Linked DNA regions of Mus musculus: region 1 is linked to region 2. A link is a loop called in an ENCODE intact Hi-C map of the cell type or tissue named here. Cell type or tissue: heart. All regions are shown on one strand. Links, peaks and the distances in the headings refer to the core of each region. The heading gives the core; the rest is flanking DNA.

Region 1 (7,935 bases), core at 1,803-6,802, 60 kb after region 2:
AACATAGCCCTCCAGGAAGGCCTCTGCCTGGCTCTAAAACAGACAGGATAAGGGGGAGTGGAGAGAGAGAGAGAGAGAGAGAGAGAGAGAGAGAGAGAGAGAGAGAGAGAGAGAGAGAGAGAGAGAATTCAAGGCTCATCAGCAGAAGAAAGTGCAGACTTCCTAGAAAGTGAAGGCACCAGGAAGTACTACTGGAACAGAGAAAAGCAGGCAGAGAGTGGAACAAGAAGAGACCAGAATCAGAGGCAAAGGTTATTTAGGTAGAGCACTAAATGGATTTGTACTTGGCAGGATGTGAAGAAGATCCACAAGGTCCCTGTGCTCTTTGGTCTTCCCCTGGGCTTCAGTAGGCAGAGCAACAAACGTCACAGGGTCACTCCTGGGGCCATGGTACACTGGATAGGAGAGTTGCAAATACAGTTAGGATCACCAATCACCAGTCATTGGCTTAATGGACAGGGAGCCTATTCAGGGCAGGATTTACATGGGAGACACTCCTCTGGTGGCATGGTAGAGGGGTCTTGAAGGTGGACCCTGGCACTGAAGGTGGGCCCCGGTGTGAGCATCTAGCTTCCAGGACCTCTACCCTATAGCCATCAACAAGTGGATCCTGTCATCAGCTTAAAATGAGGATCTGAAGCTGCAGGTGAGACCAGGAAAATGTGAAAAAGGACTTTAGCCAGAAAATGAATCGTGTTTAAAGTTGCAGGTGAAAGGGGTCTCAGAAAACCCTGAAATTCCCTCAAGGCGCCTTCCTATTGACATGCAACTCACACAGCCTCTCAGCAATGACACATGTCAACTTCTACGGCCTCTTACAAGTGTTCACACCTTCCTGCTCCACATTTTACTCCTGAGCCTTACTGTAAGCATTACCAAAAGCAGCCAGCAGTAACCGTGCCCAGACACTATGCTGTGTCGGAATTCGCTTTCTACAATTAATTAGTACATTAGTTTGTTTGTTTTCATTTATTCTATCTTGGTTCTTTGGAACACAGACTATGTGCAAATTCTTTGCCAGAACATGACACGGATGCTGTTCCAGTTTTATTTACTATTATTGTAACGAAACACTGCCCCAAACCAACTTGAGTAAAGGGATTATCCCATCTTACAGGTGACAGTCCATCCCTGCGGGACTTGAGGTAGGTGCTCAAGGCAGGAACCTGGGCCCTGCGCTTTGGATATTGCCATGGCAGGAGCATGTGGAGGAAGAAAATCATTTACATCAGAGTGGACAGGAAACAGAGAGAACACCTTTTGTGTCAATTAACTATCCCGTGACATGCAAGAGTCCTTTAAGTAATATGAACACATAACATTTACTAGTGGTATGGGGTCTGGTTATTTTCTGGCAACCTATACTCATTTAGCCCCCACATCCCTCTCCTGTGGTAAGAATTCAGGTTCTCATACACGTTAAGCAAATTTTCTACCGATTAGCTACACCCCTATACCTCAGCTTTGCTAGTGATACCTTTTAATACATAATTAATAAATTCATTTAAATGGTGTTTATTTCTTTATTCTGATTTGTTTTGGAGTTTTCTATGTCCCCAAAGCTACCAAAGTATTCACCCCTGCCTTCGTCTCGACTTGAAACACAGAGGTTTTTCTATTTTGCTTATTAGTGCTAATATCCATCCTATGTACTTGAAATGAGGTCAGAGGCATATTTTTATTCTTTCTTTTCATGAATGTGTGTAAATATGATGACATACTCAGGTGAACAGAAACACTTAAAAGAGCCACAGGGTCAGAGATAACCACTTTTGCTTGGCTAGGTCTTATTTCCATGGTAGCTACTGAAATGGGAGTGATTCACACATACTTCAATGGCAGTGAGGAGGCTCCTGCAGAGAGGGAGGTTCTGAGCTCCCAAGTGACCAAATGCATAGCTACCAAGGACGGAGGAAGACTATGGGAGCAAAGGTTGAAAGTCGGAGGACCTGAGGCAGGAGGTGTGCCATGTCTCCTCAAATGAGTGAGAGGACTATAGAAGGTTTGCAGCCATTACTGTGACACATAGAAGCGTGAGCCAGAGTATAGGGACTCCTGGGAGACCTACTTCATTCTCTCTGAATTCACAGGGCTGACATATTGCTTTGCTCTGTCATTTTGGTGCTTTTGTTGTTGTTGTTTTCCCAACAGTATGTAGTCATTGTGTCACACACACACAGACACACATACACACACGTGCATGCACACACATGCACACACACATTTATCCAAGATATTGGTAAGACAGACAAGTAAGATGAAACTCAGACAGGCAGAGGAATTATGAAAATGCTATGCTTAAGTACATACATTAGCATAAGTTACTTATTGGGAAAGAATTTGCAGTAGTTACAGGTGAGAGAGCCCACATCAAATGGAGGCTAAACAAGATAAAAAAAAATGTGTGTCATAAAAAAATTTGGAGGTAGACAGTTGTCTTAGGGTTTTACTGCTGTGAACAGACACCATGACCAAGGCAAATCTTATAAAGACAACATTTAATTGGGGCCGACTTATAGGCTCAGAGGTTCAGTCCATTATCATCAAGGCAGGTACATAGCAGCATCCAGGCAGGCATAGTGCAGGAGGAGCCTCTGCTAGCCTCTAAGAGAAGACTGACTTCCAGGCACCTGGGGTGAGGGTCTTAAAGCCCACACCCACAGTGACACACCTACTGCAACAAGGCCACGCCTACTCCAATAGGACCACATCTTCTAATAGTGCCACTCCCTGGGCCAAGCATATGCAAACCATCATAAAGGTAAAAGATTGGTTTGTCATCAAGGGTCTGAATTTCTTTCATCTTTTCCCCTGTGTCTTGTAAATAGTCGCAGCCTCAGAATCGATGTTGCTGTAATGCCACCCAGAACCTCCAAAATTCTAGATACAAGAAGGAGAAACTACAAACACTCTGTGATTGCAGTCTAGGGCTGCAGGATTCACTAAACAACCTCCTGTTACATCTTGGGCCAACCCTCCAAGCAAGCTAGTGAGTTAGCTTTTAACTAAACCCACTGATTCCCAGAGCAAAACCTGATGTTGGTAAGACCAAGGAAAGAACCAACATTGGATAGACAAATGGCAATATGTAACCCTGAAGAGAAATTTGTGAGATTCAGACACCAACTGTTAAGTCCAAGAATACAAAGGTTATAAAAGGAACTGTACGAAGAAGTTATTCGTGGATGTGTGGTTTCCTCTGTATCATTTTCCATGTCTTAGTCAATTTTCGATAAGGGGCAATATAATCAAATGGTTTTTTTTGTTTTTTGTTTTTTGTTTTTAGAAAAATTGATTCCCTTCTCAAGTGCGTACATCAGTGAACAAGACAAGAGGACGCCCCACACAGGAAGTGCGCCTGGAATTCAGCCCTTAGCAAGGAGAACCTGATTGAGAGAGATGTGTGAACCTTGACATGCATGCTAATGAGACACTGGTCAGATCTTGAACTTGCCTCCAGTCCACCTCCACTCTCCTCTGCCCTACCTCAGCCTCACACTTCCCATTTGTAAATCCTGGTATTAGCAAGTGGGAGATGCTAGAATTTCAACCCAGCTGAGTTTCTGTTTCCCCTCAACAACTGTGATAGTGCCCAGCATAGGAGTGGATTGGTCTGCTTTGGGCACCTCATCCAACCGCACACAGACTTTGACTGCAGCCCCAAAGACTCTGTTATGATCTCTCCTTTACCATCTCCTGTTTGTTTTATAACTGTGCTCACCATCAGCCCCATGTGGCTATTTCAATTGAAATTAAACAAAAACATTTTCAGCTTTTCAGTTATATGTTTGAGTTGGAGGCCGGAGGTTCTCAGTGTCCAAATTGGTTGGCAGGATCATTACTGTTCCCATTACTGAAGCACATGCTAAGCACTGGAGGGTGGCAATCACACACAACTCACCTGTGTGAGCCACGAGGCCCGCACTGAATGCGTGGGAAATGAACGCACCATCTAGTGCCTCCGATCTGACAGGCTGATGCTGGGTGGGAAAGGCGTCTGGCTGGAGATAACTTTTCAGCCAAGTCCCCAAGGTAATTACATGAATGGGTGGGTCAGGAAGAGCAGAGCACTCAGAGGAGGAACTGACGATGACCAGTGGGAAAGGCTCAGGGAATTGGAACCCGCCTGCTACTGTTCCCGGGCTCCTTTCCCGCTGCCAGCTAAAAGTCATGCGAGGCTGTGCTTTCTTATCAGGCTTCCTCCAGCGTGCACACAGCCTGCCTTGGGAGGGTAAAGTCTGGTTTTGACTAATTGGACTCTTGGCAGGTTGACAGTCAGGCAATTTTTAATTTTTTGATTTTTTTTTTTTTGCTTGTTTGCTTCATTGGTAAGTTTTGATTAGAGGTGAAACTAGAGGGTACCCCAGAGAATCACAAAGAGTTGTCCCAGAGATTTCCAGCCACAGTCAGCATGTGTACAGAACGCCAGTGAAAATGGATGTGTCTTCCTGGCCCTGGGGCACTGGAAGATCTCTGAATTCCTCATATAAGCTGTTCAACCCCCAGGGCAAAAGATTCGCAGCCAGGCCCTGCTGATTTGCTCCATAACTAGACCTGAGAGTCATCTTTTTTTTTCCCCTATTCACTCATAGGTTGAAACCAAGCCCAACCATCCACTAGTTATGTGAGATCTCTGAGTTTTCTTTTCTCTACCACAGGGGTAAACAGAGTCGGAAGCATGAGACAATCTACTGGAGGCAGAGTCCCACGGTAGCCAACTGCATGTGTCTGCTTGGCTAGGTCACAGGGTGACCAGAGATGTGGTGCAGCATCACTTTGGCTGTGTGTTATGGAGACCCTGGAGCAGTTCATGTCTGACGTAGGGAGAAAAGCAAGCCACACTTTCCAATGACAGTGGACTCAAGCTCTAACGGATCAAAAACCCAGGAAAGCTCTCTCTCTCTCTCTCTCTCTCTCTCTCTCTCTCTCTCTCTCTCTCTCTCTCTCTCTCTCTCTCTCTCTCTCCCCCCCCCCTCTTTCTCTTCACCCCCCCCCCAGCTAGAACAGCCTTCTTCTGCCTCCAGACATGAAATCCAGCTAGAATCTATTCAACTGGCTTTCCTGTTCCTCTGGCTCTCAGCCTCAGACCGAAATAGTGCTTCTGGCTCACCTGGGTCTCGACCTTATCCATGTCAATCACAGGACACAGCCTCTATAGTCGCCAGGAGTCAGTCTCTGTACTCAGCCTCCATCGGTTCTGTCTCTCTAAGGGACTCTGACGGACACATTGCCTAGTCCAGTGTCTCATCTGAAAGGCACTGTGTAATGGTTTGTTACACACATTAATAATAATAATAATAATAATAAATGTTTTCATTTTCCATATTACAAACATTTCTAAAGTTAGTCATTCTAAGGCTTGAAGGAGTAATTATGCTATGTCTCAGACTCTGGGACAAATGGCTGAGGAGCCTATTTAACAAATCAAGTAGACCTGACCACCAGATTTTCCCAGCATCCTTCAGTCCCTTCCTGTTTACATCCTGTCCTTCCCCCAGAGGCTCTTCCCTGTAGAATCCAAACACTTTAGTTACCTGCTCATTTTGTACCTCTGCCCTCTTGGCTGCTGTACCTGGTTCCCCTCTCTTCCTACCTCCCTTCCCTATCTCCGCCCCCACCCTCACCATGCCCCCTGTCCTTCTATCTCCTCCCATGGCTCAGGGTCATGTCTGAACTCTCCCAGATGGCCCGGCCTCTAGCTATGCTTTCCCACATGTCTATAACAAACTTTCTCCTCCACTATACCTAGGAGAACTCATTCTTTCCTTGTCCTTTCTGCCTCATTCACATATTAGCTGCCATTTATCAAGTTCCTACTTAACACTGATTTTTTTTTTTTGTTGGTTTGGTTTGGTTTGGTTTGGTTTGGTTTGGTTTGGTTTGGTTTGGTTTGGTTTGGTTTGGCTTGGCTTGGTTTGGCTTTGGTTTTCAGGGTTGTCAAAAACAGGGTTTTTCTGTGTAGCCATGACTGTTCTACAACTCAATATGTAGACGAGCTGACCTTGAACTCATAGAGATCCCCCTGCCTCTGCCTCCCAAGTGTTAGAACTAAAGAATGCCACCACTTCACAGCTAACAATAATCTTCATAACAGTTTAGAAGTGCCCCCTCATTACCTGCTATTTACCTCGCTTCTTCCCTGATCACTCAATGCCAGGAGGACTAGTGTGGTAGCCCCTTGTCTATTCCATCCATGCCTGGCCTCCCATATGGCAACAAATGCATCTTCTTAAATATCCAATCAGAGTCCATCTCCACCATGCCCCATACCTGCCAGGGGCTGCCCGTCGGACAGGCGGAAAGAGCTAGATCGAAGTCCATCACCAGTCACAGTTCTTCAGATGTGTACTCCATCCATTCAAGTGTGTGCTGTAATCATCCCTTCTGTGGAAACTGAGATTCACTTCACCGAGAGTAAAGAACTTATCACAGGCTGCCCAGCAGGCTGGTGGCCCCACTGAATATGAGGACATTGATCACATAGGTACTCAGCCCATTTGCAGGCTGGAGGCTTGGGAAGGTCCACGCTGTTCTCTCATCGTCTGGTCCCTTGGAGGTACCTTTCAGAGAGGAGAGTTCATGACATCCTTTGGTGTAGGGTGTTCTCTCTACTCCTTAGAATGCCAATGAACTCAGCCCCCAGGGAGTGCTCCTGTAAGCTTCCCTGTCACCCCCTGCCCTGTCTCAGCCTGACATTCCCATGGCCTTTGTCCCCTTTCCCAGAATGCTCTTAGCCTTGACATGAAGGACGTGCTAAACCTTGGCAAGCATCCATTTCGGATACCTAATGTTCTGTGACTAATGACTGAGCAGGAGGGACTCTGATAGAAATATCCCATGGATTCTGTGTCCCTTAGTCCCCCTACAGGCCAACTTGGGAGTTAATCTACTCCAACCTCCAGTATACAGCTCCTGCCACTTTGGTGTCTTCTGGATATTAGTCATCTACCAACATTTAAAGTTGATGTCACATGGATGGCATTCGTTCACACTTTAACCTTTTGAACACCTGCCTTCTTTGGGAGGATTCCTTACTATGTGAACTATGAAATCGAAGAGGGCTCTCCCTCCTGTCTGACCTAAGAAGAGTTAGCAGGGTGCTTCAGCTCTGGCTATGACTCCTAAGCAGGCCATGCAACTGCATGGAAAAAAATCAAAGCTCTGTGTTAAATGGCAACAACGTTTGGTACCCTGACAGCAGTTATGGAAATGGAACACTTTCTGCAGAGGGACCATAGCTGTGACCTGACTGCCTGGGAGATGTAGGTCCTGGACACGTTCTCCAATTTTCAGAACTCTGCCATCACCCTTTGAATGCTTTTTCTTGTTAAATCTGCTGCTGTCATCCAGCAACCTTGAGTGGTACCCACAGAGATGCAGACTTGGGACACGGTAAGATGGCACACGGAGCTCCATGCAAAATTCCCCAACTGTCCTGATTTAAGCTCATTGCAAGCTGCCAAGTCTAAAATGAGGGAGAATTACAGGGAGAATAATTACAGGGAGAATCCATGACAGAGATCTTAAGAACCGGGAGCTAGCCAGGTTCTTGAGTCCTGCAGACTCATGTCCATAGCATATATTCTATGGGCACATAGACACAGCCTGAACACGTAAGCAATTCATTGCACAACAGGGCCAGTCTAGTAGGGCATTGTGAGGTGTTAAGTGTTCCTTAATACACAGCCAGCACCAGGAAGACAGGGAGGCGGGCTGGGGCAAAGGTGACCCTAGGGAATGCTATGTCAGAGCTTCCTCACATGTAACAGGTGCCTTGTGGTTTCCGTAATTTCAGAGTCTTGGAGAAGCCCTGCTGTTTATCAGATCAAAAGGGCACAGAAAATCAAGCTACAGGTAGAATCTTCTGCCGCTTTCAGCCTCCCTGTCTCCATCCTTCGTTGAGTCTTGTAGTTAAGCTGCATGCGTGGGCATGAC
Region 2 (7,935 bases), core at 1,515-6,514:
CCTTCTCAGCTGTCCCAGGATCCCTCACAGTCCCCTGCACATCACATATCCTCTGTGACTCAGGACAGTCCATGTTCCTCCTCCTCACCACCCCACCCCCTGCCCGCCCCAAGGCACCTGGCAGGAAACTCTTCCCTTCCCTTCTCGCCCTATTCCCTTAGGTGACATGCAGTGCACAGGGGTATTATTTCTCTTGGCATAGGTATCCAGCTGTCAAAGAGACAGATAGGTCTTGGCTGCAAGGCGGGAAGGGAGGTAAGGAAATGAGACCCGAATGGAAAAGGGCCCCTGGCCAGGAACTTGAAGAGGTGAGGAGGAGGGTGTGAATAGAAGCAGCAAGGGAATCAAGAACAGTGCAAAAAAAAAAAAAAAAAAAAGCAACCACGGATCTTTATTTGAGGATCCAGACTCTCCTCTTCTTACCCAAGGGAGCAAGTCCAAGCCACATACACAAAAACAGGAGGTCGGGGGTGGCTCTAAGGTGAAAGGTTGTCAGGCCTGGAGTCTCACGTCTTATTAATTTTCATTTGTATTTTTCACCTTCAAAACAGAAGATGGGGCTGGGCAGTGGTGGTGCACGCCTTTAATCCCAGCACTTGGGAGGCAGAGGCAGGTGGATTTTCTGAGTTTGAGGCCAGCCTGGTCTACAGAGTGAGGTCCAAGACAGCCAGGGCTACACAGAGAAACCCTGTCTGGAAAAAAAAAAGCCAAAACCCAAAACAAAAAACAAAAACAAAACCCAGAAGATGGGATTATGATAAAGGTTATGTTGCTGAATACCTCTAGCTGCTAAAACAGCCCTAGTGAGCTACTAGGAAGCCCCACACAGTATTGGCTAATTTCCCTGCTTTATCATTTATCGTAGCACTACATCAAAAGCACCAAGCAGGAGCTTGAGAGACAGTTCAGTCAGTGTATGCAAGCATGAAGACCTGAGTTCAGATCACAGTGTGAATGAATAATAGCCGGATCTGGCCGTGGCGTTTGTAACACTAGTGCAGGAAAGCAGAGATGACTGAATTCCTAGCACACACTGACCAGCTGGGCCAACCAATCTGTGAGCACCAGAGGAAGCAAGACCCTGTCTCAAAAGATAAGATGGGGAGATTGAGGAAGACACCCGATGTTGACCTCTGTTATCCAGGTACACACCCACCCACATGCACAGGAATGCGCCCACATATGCCTGTGTGTGCACACACACATTACAGAGGATGCAGAGTATAGATTTGGAAGCTAGACAGATTTCATCTCAAATTCTACCTTGGCTGCTTGCTGGCTCTGAGAATTTGGTTTAGAAACCACTTCTTTCAGCTCCCAAACCATAGCCACAGTGCAACTTCTCTGAGTGATATCTACAAGGTATTTCCTCTTTTTCTCTGTGTTTCTGAGCTGAAATAAAAGTAAAGGAGAGATGATGTTACCTTCTGGGATACTTCTGCCTCTTATGCAGAATTTGGGTGAATCAGAAGGCTTCTAGGGCACTAGCCACCACTCCCAAGATGGGGGGATGAGGAAAGAAAGGGCCAGAGTGTCTGAGAGATGGCGGACAAGGGCAGTGGCCATAGAGTTGTCCCTGACTTGTGGACAGGACACTGGCTGTGGAGTTGGAATGTCTTCGTCACATGGATCTGCTGTTTTCCAGCTGTATGACTTTGGGGCAGTTGCTTCTGTTCCACAGCACTTGCATTTGGGGGAGAATCAAATGAAGATGTCTGAGCCTGGAAAGTTAGTCAGAATCCTTCTGTTTGCCCTGGACAGAAATAAACTGGAAATCAGGTTAAACAAAAGTAGGGACAATCTCAGACCAAGAAGCATCTACATTGGGCTCAGTTTCCAAGTCACAGGCTCCCACCCTTGCCCCCTCCTCACAGGATCCCACTCTTGCCCTTCCTCTCTAACTCCCTTCTCCCTACCACCCATGATCTCCCCCTTTTTTTCATCACAGCCTCAACCGTTACCCACAAAGTTTATTCTACTTCATTTCACCTAAGTCCTGTTTGCTTTTCCAAAAACGCATGGTTTCATTCCACCCCCACCCCTCCCTCCCCATAAGCTGTGTCCATGGAAAGTCAAACTCCGGAAATAGAAGCTTCATCAATCCTTTGGTCAGGACTTTGACAGACTTGCTTAGAGTTTTCGAATCCTCACCCTTATCTGATCACTTCCCGTGTTTACTCTTCCAGCCAGTTGGCCTACTACTGTTTGTGCAGATTGAGTTCAAATTTACTTTCCTGTGAGCGACAGTTAAACATCAGCTTCTTAGGAAGCTTCTGGAAGGGCAACCAGATCTAGGTTAAGAGATATGACATCCTACTTGTGGCATTCTGGAAGGTGACCTCAGTGCTCTCATTCAACCTTTATCCACTCCCACCTAAACAGATCTACATGTAAACAAACCCTCTGTTTCTAGCTACCTGCCTCCCCCATCCCCCAAACCAATATGCACCCCCCCATACAACGGGAAACTGGGCCAGCCTACATGTCTTGACTCAGGTATGACCCCAGGAAATAGGTCCCTTTTCTCTATCCCCATGATAATTTAGCAAAACATAATATTCTGGTTAATTTAACTTTCCATTTGACACAGCCTAATGTCATCTCAGAGGAGACCCTCAGCTGAAAAAAAATTGCCTAGATTAGATTGTCCTCTGGGCATGTTCACGGGGATGTCATAATTGTTAATTGGTGTAAGAGGGCACAGCCCACTGTAGGCAGTCCCATTCCCTAGGAAGGTGGCCTTGGACTATATAAGAAAGCAGATGACTAGAAAACGAGCCTTCAAGTCATCTAGCAAGCAGCATTTTCTTCTTAATTTCTGATGTGCTTCCTCGGTCAGCGATAATGCTGCGTAGAATGGTAAGGAGCCCTGTCTTCAAGTTCCTGCTTCAGTTCCTGCCTTGCCTCTCCTCCATGATGAACTGTGACCCAGAATGTGAAACAAGCTCTTTCCTCTCTTAACTTGTTTTTGGCTGTGATATTTGTGACAGTGACAGAATGAAACTAGAATGCATCATACATTGTGGCTATGTGTGTCTGTTCTTCTTAATTATGAACTCCTTAAGGTCAGAAACTGTTACAGTCCCCTTTCTCACTCTTGAGCCTTCCATAGATCCTTGCACACAGTAGGTGCTCAAGGACTGTAAAATGAAACAAGACGTTTTCTTCAAAAGTACTCCGTGTGAGTAAGCTTTATATTCCATTTAGGACCTGCTGGCTGTCATACTCTGTTGTGTTCTACTTCCATGTAAAACCATAGCTCAAATGACAGTAATGCTCTTACTACCTCTGCCAGTGTCTGTGAGTTAACAAGTTGGGAGAAGCTTGGTCAACTCTGGCTCTGGGTCTGGCACTAGGCTGCTGTCTGACAAGGAATGTGGGAAGAACATGGGCTGCAGAAGCTGTTGGGGACACTGGCAGGACAGCAGGTAGCATTCTCTTTATGGGGTCTTAAGCCTTTTGTGTGGTGTCTAGGTCTGAACTGGTTTGGGCTCCCTCACAGCATAGTGGCTTCAGTTCAGCTGTGAGACTTACAATGAGACTACACTCCAAAGAAGACGATTCAGGAAAAGCGCAACAGAACCTGTGTCACCATTTATGACCTACACTCAAAAGCTGAATGGCACTCTTCCATTGTTCCCTGTTAGTCAAAATAATCCTGAAGCCAGTCTAATTTCAAGACAAGGAGACAAGTAAAGACACTTGCCACCAAGTTCAATCTCTGAGACCCACATAGTGGAATAAGAGAACCAACTCCCAGAAGTTGTCCTCTGACCTCCACATGTGCACCATCACACACACACACACATACACACACACACACACACACACACACACACACACAAGCAACCATTAGAAATCATTTCTGGAACGTGTTCATGTTCTTTTTGAGCAGGATTTGGCACACTCTGCTCTGGCCCCTTACACACCTCTACAGTGACATTACTCACAGTGATATGCAGCCATTCACCCATCTGCCCACTTCCCTTCTTAGGTGCTGTGTTCTCTCAGGACCTTAAAAAAATTTTTTTTCCTGCTTGTCTGTATGGGCACCATGTGAGTGCAGTATCACCAGAAGTCCAGAAGAGGGTGATGGAGTCCCCAGGGACTGGAGTGTGATTTGCAAGCCACCTAGTGTGGATCCTGGATGCTACACCCAAGTCTCCTGCAAGAGAAGCAAGTGCTCTCCAACCCCGGGGTCCTTTCTCAACTGTTCTTCCTATTCTCGTTGCCTAAGACAGTGCTCAATTAATACAGTAGCATTATCTGATACAAATAATACAGTGGGAGTGAGTGCTGGGTTTACAAGAGTGAATATACAAACAAATATGAACAGGGTGGGCTGATATTATTCCATATTTTTTTCCAAAGGGAATAACGGAATCTGACATTCCTAAAACAAGAACCCTTTCAGAAAGCAACAACAAATCATCAGTACTGACCCGTGTTGTCACTAGAAATTCCACAAAGACCTGGGGATTCCTTATCCCTTGGCTTCTGGAGTTCTCAATAAACTCTCCACTCCAAAGCCTTTGCTGGATTCCGAAAGTCTGTCTTGCTCTACTAGGCCAACAGCCAGAGGCTGCAGGGCCTCCAGACACAGACACAAACGTGCAGGGTGGGGTCCGTGATAGCAAGGATCTAGGCCCAGCTGGAAGACAGCCACGGACTCTGCTGGAGCAAGAGGCTGCAGGAAGTGGAGGAAGGAGGAAGCCATCAGGTTGGCAAGCCCCACCCCTCTTCCATTTCCCAAGAGGTCAGGCAAATGTCATCAGATGATTTTTTCCAGACATGAACAGGGGCTCTAATAGGATTCTTTCTAAGAGGAGGCAGTTCACTACACACACACACACACACACACACACACACACCTCTGCAAAGCCCACACAGAAAAGAATGGCCACCCAAAGGACCCAAGCAAACACTCCCATGGACCCCCTGCCCCCGACTTTTTCCAAGGTTAGAGTCCCACACAGCTTCAGGCATATCTGAGGGAGAAGGTACAGACTGGTGCTTGGTGGCCAGAGGTCTTCGCTAGCATGAGGGTACCCAGCTTTTGCTGAGTCTGGTCCAAATATGTGTTGCGTCTCTCTTTCTGAGTATCCTTCCCAGAATGCAATGGCTAGAGCAGTTTGTTTTCCATTCCCTGAGCATAGCTGGGTTTGGAGCTTTCCAATTTCTTGCTCTCTGCCATTTAACACACACGGCAATAAAACACAGAGCCATTTTCCATGATCTTTAGTTAATGATGCTGTGTCTGGCAGTGTCTCCATCACCAAAACCAGCCTTGGGAAAAGTTCTCATTCAAACACTAGAAGTTGTTTTGCACTGGCGGGTCCTTAGACTTGGACATTCTCGGGCAATCTGGATCTTATTTTAACTGAAACTCGTTTATTCTCCTCAGAACAAAAGAATTCCAACAATTCAACAGTCCTTCACACTGCTATGTCACCAACCAGAGACTTCCTGCACTCTGAGAAACAAGGCAGTGTGGCTTGGGAGGTCAGAAATAGAGATGATGCCTAGTGGATGTTGGGGGGCATCTGTTTCTAATTGTTCTCATTCTTCATCCAACGAGCCACACAGTCAAGACTTGAACTCCAGTGTACATTACTACTGAGAGCTTTCAGGCTAGATGTAATCCCAGAGCTGCAAGCCCCATTCCAATGGCAACCCATACATGATCCACACGGGGCAGGAAAGCAAGAACATTTTCTCTTCAACTCTCAGAATGCAGTATCAGATCAAGAGGGCATCCTCACAGTCTGTCCTCAGGAGACTACAAACATCTAGGGTGGCTGATGATGTCAAACTTCGGGATCTACATGACAGCCACCTAGAAAAAGACGGATGCCCCATGACCTCTGAACCCCAGCATAAACCCCAAGCCTGCCTGAATCTTTTAGATGAATTAGAAGCTATTATTCTAGATAGGTGAATTTCCATTGTTTGAAGGCACCATCCTGGGGACAATGGTCTATTCTGAGTCATTTTTTACCCTCATCCTGACTCTAAGTTGTCTCCCCCAGCCATTTCTTCCTCTTTACCTCACTCAGTTGAGCCACAGGCATTCAGCAATCACTGAGTGCTCACCTGTGTTCTGGGTTACCCTTAACCTGAAGGTTACTAGAGAATGCAGTTCTTATCTCTCAGACAGGTTTTAGTCATGCTGCAGTAACAAGCATGCCCAGAACGAAATGTTTTAAAACAACCCAGGCTTATTCTGGACACGTTTCTTATCCATTGAGGATTGGTAGAACACTCTAACCACATGATCGGCCGTCAGGATACAGGTCCTGGGATACAGGCTAATAGAGGAAGCTAAAACCCTCAGAGGCTGAACTATGCAGAGTGCAAGAACAGAAGACTCCTTAGGGGAGAAACAGGGACATGTGTAGGAATTACTGTGGGATGGTCATTCTGAGCATGGTCAGGGGAACCTTCCAGAGGATATGACTATTAAGCTGAGACTCTGGTTGTGGAGAAGAGATAGTCTTGGAAGTCTCTTGTGGCAGAGCTCTCCAAGGGTGACCAGGGCTGTCAGAACTGTATATCAAGATGAGGCTTGTCACATGCAAAGAACTAGACAACAGCCAATGTTGCCGGACCCCAGAGAACAAGGGAGGAGACAGAGGATAACGAGATGTTAAAGTAGCCAGGAGTAAGCATGTATATTAATCTCTTTCTTGGTGCTGTGACCAAACGGAGGGAGGAAAGTTAGATTGCAGTTTATGGTGCTAGAGGGTTACAGCATGTCACAGGATGGAAGGCATGGCAGAGCTCATGCAAGGATGATGTTGGTGGTTCCCACTGCATGCTAGGCACGAAGCAGGTACTACAGGCTGGCACCAGAGGCGTGTGTAACCTTCAAAGGCCTGCCCTTCACCCAGACCCCACATCATAAAGTCTCTACAGCTTTCAAAATAGCACCACAGACTAGAGGCAAACATCTAGCACTGAGCCTGATGGGGGCAGTTTCGAGTCAAGCCATAACATTGTCAATGGTCCCCAGAGGCTCATGGCCATTATAACTATTACCTTTCATCTATCTATCTATTATCTATCATATATCTATCATTTATCATCATGTAGCTATCATAATCTATCATATGTATATTATATATGTATAATCTATCATTAATCTATATGTATAATCTATCATTAATCTATATGTCTATCTATCATTTACCTATCATCTAAAAGTGGAAAGACATGAAAGTAGAAGGGGGATAATAAGAGGGAGAAGAAGCCTAACGGTAGCAGGGAGGGACAAAAGGAAAAGCTAATGGAACTCTATGACTTAAAGCAGAAGGGGATCCTATCTGGAAGGAGAAAAACCTTGGAGAACGGAGACGGAGGAGAAAGGAAGTCGGGAGGAAGAAATAAACATGATGTACACGTATGCAAGTGCCAAAATGAAACATCAACGTTGTAGGCTAACTAAAATTAAATCCAAACTATTTCGAAAGAAAAACAGAGCAGACCCTGTTAATCAAACACCACACAGTCCCTGTGACACCTACCCACTAAAGCTCTTCCCCAGCGTGACCACTTGAGTCTGCAGCCAGTCCTGGTGTGGAAGCAATCAGTTCCTGGGGTGTTACAACAAGTCCCACAGACTGCAATAGCTAGCTGCCTTGCTCAAGTGGAAACTTCCTCTCCACCATCTCCTCTCCTGAGGAGCGGGCAGCAATTCCTCACGCAGCTCAGGATATCAGATGCAGCCACAGCTTTGTGCTCACCCACCCCCCACCTACAGCTATGTTCCACATCCTTCTCCATTAAGCCCAGCAGGGAAACAGCATAGCTGGGAGGAAACGCCAAGAACCCAGGGAAGGGCTCTTGCTAGCAGAGAAAGGTCCCATGCCCACAATTAATTATACACATTTATTGGAGGGCTGGTAAGCAAATCAGCGTCATTGATGATTTATCCCC

The links. Hi-C counts contacts between places; a loop is a spot of excess contacts. Peaks named below come from ENCODE experiments on the same cell type or tissue, not always from the same donor. Only the 100,000 strongest peaks of a DNase experiment are listed, where the experiment ranks them.
Region 1: a loop joins it to region 2, with 8 times the contacts of the local background. A loop is called at or near these places in 3 of 42 quality-filtered maps.

The regions. Positions count from the first base shown.
Region 1 is chr10:83,933,569-83,941,503 of GRCm38, reverse strand. It overlaps Gm34043 (a long non-coding RNA gene), which reads left to right. Exons shown (of 3, transcript XR_380636.3): 3 at 3,287-3,768. Among named protein-coding and RNA genes, the nearest start is that of Gm33980, 4.0 kb to the right of the region's middle. In heart, for the core only: no CTCF peak of the experiment used is centred there; a DNase peak (open chromatin) is centred at 4,103; H3K27ac peaks cover 375 bases.
Region 2 is chr10:83,992,848-84,000,782 of GRCm38, reverse strand. No RefSeq gene overlaps it. Among named protein-coding and RNA genes, the nearest start is that of Gm40725, 25 kb to the right of the region's middle. In heart, for the core only: a CTCF peak has its summit at 4,089 (motif pointing right); a DNase peak (open chromatin) is centred at 4,652; H3K27ac peaks cover 807 bases.